Regions from separate parts of the Homo sapiens genome. Here region 2 is linked to region 1. Evidence: read pairs that join two places in POLR2A ChIA-PET (ENCODE). Cell type or tissue: PC-9. All regions are shown on one strand. Links, peaks and the distances in the headings refer to the core of each region. The heading gives the core; the rest is flanking DNA.

Region 1 (2,930 bases), core at 170-2,669:
ATACTGTAAGATTATGTTGTACTAAAATCTAGTGGCCTTCTGCAGATTTCTAAAGCCCAAGTAATATACACTTAAAAATAGTTTATTTCCTTGAGAGTGAGCTTTGAAACAGCCTGAAGGAAAACACATCTGAAGCTAATGTCTAATTGGACTATTTTGCTGTAACAGAAAAAAGCTTACTTTGTATTTAACCTAAGGAAAATAAGATAGTACTATACAAGAAAACAAAAATACTTTCATTCTGGAAGGAAAGAGTTTTAGGACTTATTTTCTTTCCTTATTTTTTGTTTTGTTTTCCTGTAGTATTTGTTTAGTTTTAGCTTCTGCTGGCAGCATTTTTGGGACTTGTGTTAATGCTGACCGCTCTTCCCCCTGCCCCCCCCCCACCGACACACACACACAAAAGTGGTTATTAAGTGGTTAAAATGTCACTGCAGCCATTTTTAATATATATGAAACAATTTGCCTTAATCTTATTAGCAGCTGGGATAATGAAATTAAATAGCCAGGTTTATGAAAACTTGTAAGCCTTGTGTAGGTATTATCAACCCATTTTTAATATGAATTGAAATATCTCAAAAGCACTACGAATCTTTAAGGAATTCTTCTCCAAAAGTGTATGTACAAGATTAGAAGAAGACATTTTTCTATGCTTTATTTCTTGAGCAATGTAAAAAATGAGACGTGCAAGAAGCACCCTGAACATTTTAAGCAGAGAGCAAAATCGGATTAAAGATACTGACCTCACATGTTGAAATCTACTAGTAAAAGCCACAAAGTTGGCTCTGAGAAAATGCTGAGATGTGGTGTTCCTTATGGTATGTGTGTTAATGCTACCTCACCAAGCCCACGTCAGGGTGAAAGTGATTATGTAACCAATTTTGCTGTCATCAAAATATCTTCTATTTTATTTTTGAGATGACTTTTAGTCTACTGCTTCGTAAGTAATTGTTAAGATTATCTTGATTGAAAATCCTCTAAAATTAGAATTTGGCAAGACAAATATATCTTACAAAATTTGGGTATATTTTAATATAATGAAATCTTGGTAGGAGGGAAGTATTCTTTAAAATCACGTAATTATCAAAATGTGGCATTGTCTTATACTTACCAAAGTTGGACAAGCAAGGATGATATTACGCCAACAAGCTGGGAAATAGGAACTAATGGGAAAACACCAGTCACTAAAAAAATATGAAACAAGTTCTGAAAACTCTTGTTTCGTAGTAATAGAATAGAGAGATTCGACATCCTTGAAATAGGGATGGAGAAGAGATACAGAAGAAAGGCATTCATTCCCTCCACAAATTGGATCTCAAATTCTAGTGCTGGTAAGGGCAAAAGGTGGTTTCCAGAGTAGCTGTAATCATCTGTTATTCTGAAATACAGGTTGAGTCTGAGGGAGTCTTAACAGTGCTGAAGGGCAAATAGTCAAAGGGATTTTCAGATGTCAGCTAAACAGTGGACGCTGCAGCAACATGTTACATTTGTGTAAGGATCCAGAAGTGGGTGAACTTAAATGATTTTTAGGCCCAGATTTTACAGTAAAGATGATAACTTCACAAAGGCATCGTCTGTTTACTTTGTGGCTAAATTAACTAATTTTTGGTGAATTTATATTTTAAAACCACTACAAAAGACTTGCAGTGAAATGAACCCTACAGTATATTCTTTGCAAACCTTTATCCAGTACCATGGAGGACTATATTGGCCTATTTAGTTTAGGTTATCTTTGAGATTTTCTTGAGGCACCTATCTTATCTAATGAGCTGAGTACTTTGATCGTCACTTCTAGACCCACCAAACCTTTGGCAGATCAATGATTCTATCAAATAGGGGTAATCAATTGGGAAGTGAAGGTTGGAGAGAAATGAGTCCTGGGGTAATTCCTTTGACAACCCATTCATGCTGTCATCAGCAGCGTCTGGGGGCATTTTCGATCTGAAGAGATGATAGTGCTTTTCAAAAAGTTTTCTGTGGTCATGAGACTAATCCTGGAAGCTGAAAGTCATTTCCAGCTTGACCACGCCACCACACTTTCCACAAAGCCACATCTCGTCTGAGTTCTAGACCCTGGTCAGGGTTCTGAAAGCGACTGTAAATGTGTTGTCTCCGAGTGGGCACTTGTTTGTAAGTATTTATTTTCCGGAGCCCACTCAGGAGCAGAGAGAAGCTATAGGCTGTTAGAGACAACGGAACAATGAGTCAAAACAACGCCTCCCCACTTTTACACTAATGCATGGGGGAAATCCCCAGAACACTAGTGTTTGATTATGAATGGAGCCTGCTTTGGGGTTGGTGTCCACAGGCTAGCAAAGAAGATCTGGAGACCATGGTTTGGTCAAAGCATTTTCACTGGTGCTTAGTGCTGTTTTTAAAAAATATTCCCACAGAGACTGAATGACTGTTTAATTCCCACCCAGTAAGTATTTCAGAAATGATTTCTGCAACAAAAATATTGTTGAAAAGTATTTATTTACACTATAGTCACAAACCATCCATTATCTGAACTTCAGTTAGTGGTTTTGCGTTAGAATAGATTTATTTTTTCACAACTATTAAGAGCTAATGACCAAACAAATCAGCTCCGGTAACATTATGTACATTCTTATCTGAAATTTGACTACAAAGGTAACACTTTTAAGTCACAAAACAAAGCATACAAAAATATACTTTCTAAAAAAAATTCCAAATATTAATAGGCAGAAATATACAGCCATACTAAACTCAGGGAGTGATTTTTTTTCTCCATAATAAGGCAACCCATTTACATGCAGACCTTGTAACATTGTCTACATCACACAAGGCACCAAGGACACTTCCAACACAATTGCATGCATCCTAGTTTCAGAGAATATATGTACATCCCCCTTAAATAAGTTAACCTCTGAGATCATAAATGCTTTACATTTTTTCCCAAAGATTCAGAA
Region 2 (2,930 bases), core at 260-2,759, 420 kb after region 1:
TCCATGACATAAATTTCTCCATAAAAACCATCTTTGATAGTATAAGAGTTACCATAAAAGCAATTATTTTGTATCCTGAACATCAGATTAGGTGATTGAACATGTTTTGCCATACCAGTTTCGCCAGTCATAAATTCATGGTTTAGCAAAACTACAAATAGTTGCTTGTTCTTAGATCCCTGAGATTGCTGGCAACAGTTTTAAAACGTGAATGTTAAGTCCACAAGAGTGACATTAATTTTTACCACACCACATCTTTTTAACTTATACAAGAATCCATTTTGCTAATAAGGATTTGCTGGGACAAGAAATATATAAAGTTTGAAAGTTGCTACAGGGGTGCTCAAAAAGCAAAGCTGTCTATACCACCTGCAGTTAACTAAATGAAGGTACCGCTGAAGGCTTCCATGTATTTTCATGAATTATAATAAGGGCTAGCAAACATTTTTTGTAAATGGCCAGAAAGTTAATATATTAGGCTTTATGGGCCATACCAGTTGTCACAACTACTCAACCCTGCTGTTACAGCAGAAAAGTAGCTAAAAAAATACCATAAAAATACATAAATGAATGAGCATGGCTATGTTCCAATAAATGTTTCTATATTAGCATTCTATGAAATTTGAATTTCATAGAATGTTTAGGTGTTATGACATATTCTTCTTTTTGAGTTTTTTTCAACTGTTTAAAAATCTAAAAGTAACTGGACACAGTGGCTTGTACCTCTAATCCTAGCTACTCAGGAGGCTGAGGTGGGAGGATCCCTTATGCCCAGAAGTTCAAAGCTACAGTGAGGTATGATCACTGTAGTCACTGTACTCCACCCTGGGTGACAGAGGGAGATCCTGTCTCTAAAAAAATTAAAAAGGAAAAGATAAAAACAAGAAGCAGGCTGGATTAGCTTGTAGGTACAGTTTGCCTTTTCCTAATTAAAAACAACAAAACAGAACAACCAGTATGAAGCAAGATTAAAAACTTCTACATCAATGTATCAAATACAATTTTAAATATACTAATGCAATTTGATCTAACTGACTGCAAACTCTTATTTCCACAAATGCTTGAAATATATACAATCAGGAGCACAGGAAATTAAATCAATACCAAATCCTTTTCACCAGTAAAGACAAAAATATCTTAAGGTAAATACATTATTTAAACTTTCACAAGTAAATGAGTTTCCCTGATTTATTCTGGACAATGCTTAGCCTTCCAAATATAACAATATACTTGATTTTAATGTACATAATTTAGGAAAAATTATCTAATTTGCAAGATAAGATTTCCTCCATTAGGTCAATGACTATTACATTCAGAGATTGGAATCATCATCTTCTCTGGGCTCTCAAGTAAAGTAAAAATGAGAATATGCATTAAAAAGTAAGAGATATTATAAAGATAGTCTACCTGATTTATTAAGGACACGATAGATTAATCTCTTAAGCTCTCTATGTAGGTGTGTGTGTGTCTGAGTACATATAAATATAAATAAATACTTTTTTAAAAAAAAGGAAACATATTAAAAGATTTCACATAATTAAAAGCAAGGGGTAATTAAGTCTCCGTATACAAAATTTCATCATTTGATTAGCTGTGGTTAATTCAGACGTCTAGAATCCAGACTATCATTTAAACTAAAGCAATAAAATGTCTATCTTTCCAAAACGTAATTATACATAAAGATTCGGATGGGGCTACTCTGGGCACACTGCCTACAGGGTAGCCCTGCTCCATGAGCAGCAGTTTAAAAAAAAACAAACAAAAAAACAGATTAAGATGGTAGGAAGAAATAGGACAACAATTTATACTATCCATGTAATTATTTTCTCATTCATACAATCAAGAAGATAATATAAAATATGCTTAGTCTTTCTAAATTATTTACATTCTGCAACTAGATGAGACAAATTTAGTTTCTGAATAGAATTGATGAAAGGAGTAAATATAATAAAACTCTATTTTCATTTATTGTAACTGGAAATAGTCTAGAAATGGAAGTGACATTCAGAAAATCAGAATGATGTTTAGATTTATTTTTTTATTGGCTAAAAAAGGATTGTTGTACCAGGGGAAAACAGCAAACACCAACATTTTAATCTGTTATAATTATTACATTTTTGCATTCCAATAATATTCTTTGCATTCGAGTTTTATTTTTATTTAGAAACAAAACAAAGTGATGAATGACTGTGATCCCACACTGATCTAAAGAAAGCAATTTCAGTAAAAGGCTATTTTAAAAAACCCAAAATAGGTTTAGGTTTTTTTCCTAAAAATTAACATACTGGTAAGCATATTCATCAGATATGGAGGCCTAAGTGGAATTGGTAACTTGAAGTGAACCTTAAAGACAATGTCTAGCATGTCCACGGGCAAATCATTAAATTTGGCATTAAGTCTGTCTACACATAAAATGAAAATAAGCTGGGTGCAGTGGCTCATGCCTATAATCCCAGCACTTTGGGAGGCTGAGGTGGGCAGATCACCTGAGATCAGGAGTTCGAGACCAGCCTGGCCAACATGGTGAACCCTGTCTCTATTACAAATACAAGAATTAGTCGAGCATGGTGGCGCTTGCCTGTAATCCCAGCTACTCAGGAGGCTGAGGCAGGAGAATCCGTTGAACCTGGGAGGCAGAGGCTGCAGTGAGCTGAGATCAAGCCACTGCACTCCAGCCTGGGCAACAGAGCAAAGACTCTGTTTCGAAAAAATTCCACCACTTCTTTACCCTGCACTTTTTACAAGTTTTGAATACCATTCATTTTCACAGCATCAACATTTAATCATAAGAATTTAAGAAACATATTAACTTGTATAATATGCAGAAGGCTCCACAAACATAAGAGCTAAATGTTTTGTCCATTTCATAAAATGGTAACTGTAAATACAATTGGAGCTTTAAGTTGCATTCACAATGGTAGTTACTTAAA

What was found. ChIA-PET counts read pairs that join two places held together with the same protein. Peaks named below come from ENCODE experiments on the same cell type or tissue, not always from the same donor. Only the 100,000 strongest peaks of a DNase experiment are listed, where the experiment ranks them.
Region 2: POLR2A ChIA-PET joins it to region 1 with 15 read pairs; 2 of 35 experiments call an interaction of 5 or more read pairs at or near these places.

The regions. Positions count from the first base shown.
Region 1 is chr10:62,809,540-62,812,469 of GRCh38, forward strand. EGR2 (early growth response 2) reads right to left here. Exons shown (of 2, transcript NM_000399.5): 2 at 2,457-2,930. Among named protein-coding and RNA genes, the nearest start is that of EGR2, 5.4 kb to the right of the region's middle. In PC-9, for the core only: no CTCF peak of the experiment used is centred there; no DNase peak of the experiment used is centred there.
Region 2 is chr10:63,227,669-63,230,598 of GRCh38, forward strand. All of the region lies in intron 3 of JMJD1C (jumonji domain containing 1C), which reads right to left. Among named protein-coding and RNA genes, the nearest start is that of NRBF2, 96 kb to the left of the region's middle. In PC-9, for the core only: no CTCF peak of the experiment used is centred there; no DNase peak of the experiment used is centred there; H3K27ac peaks cover 846 bases.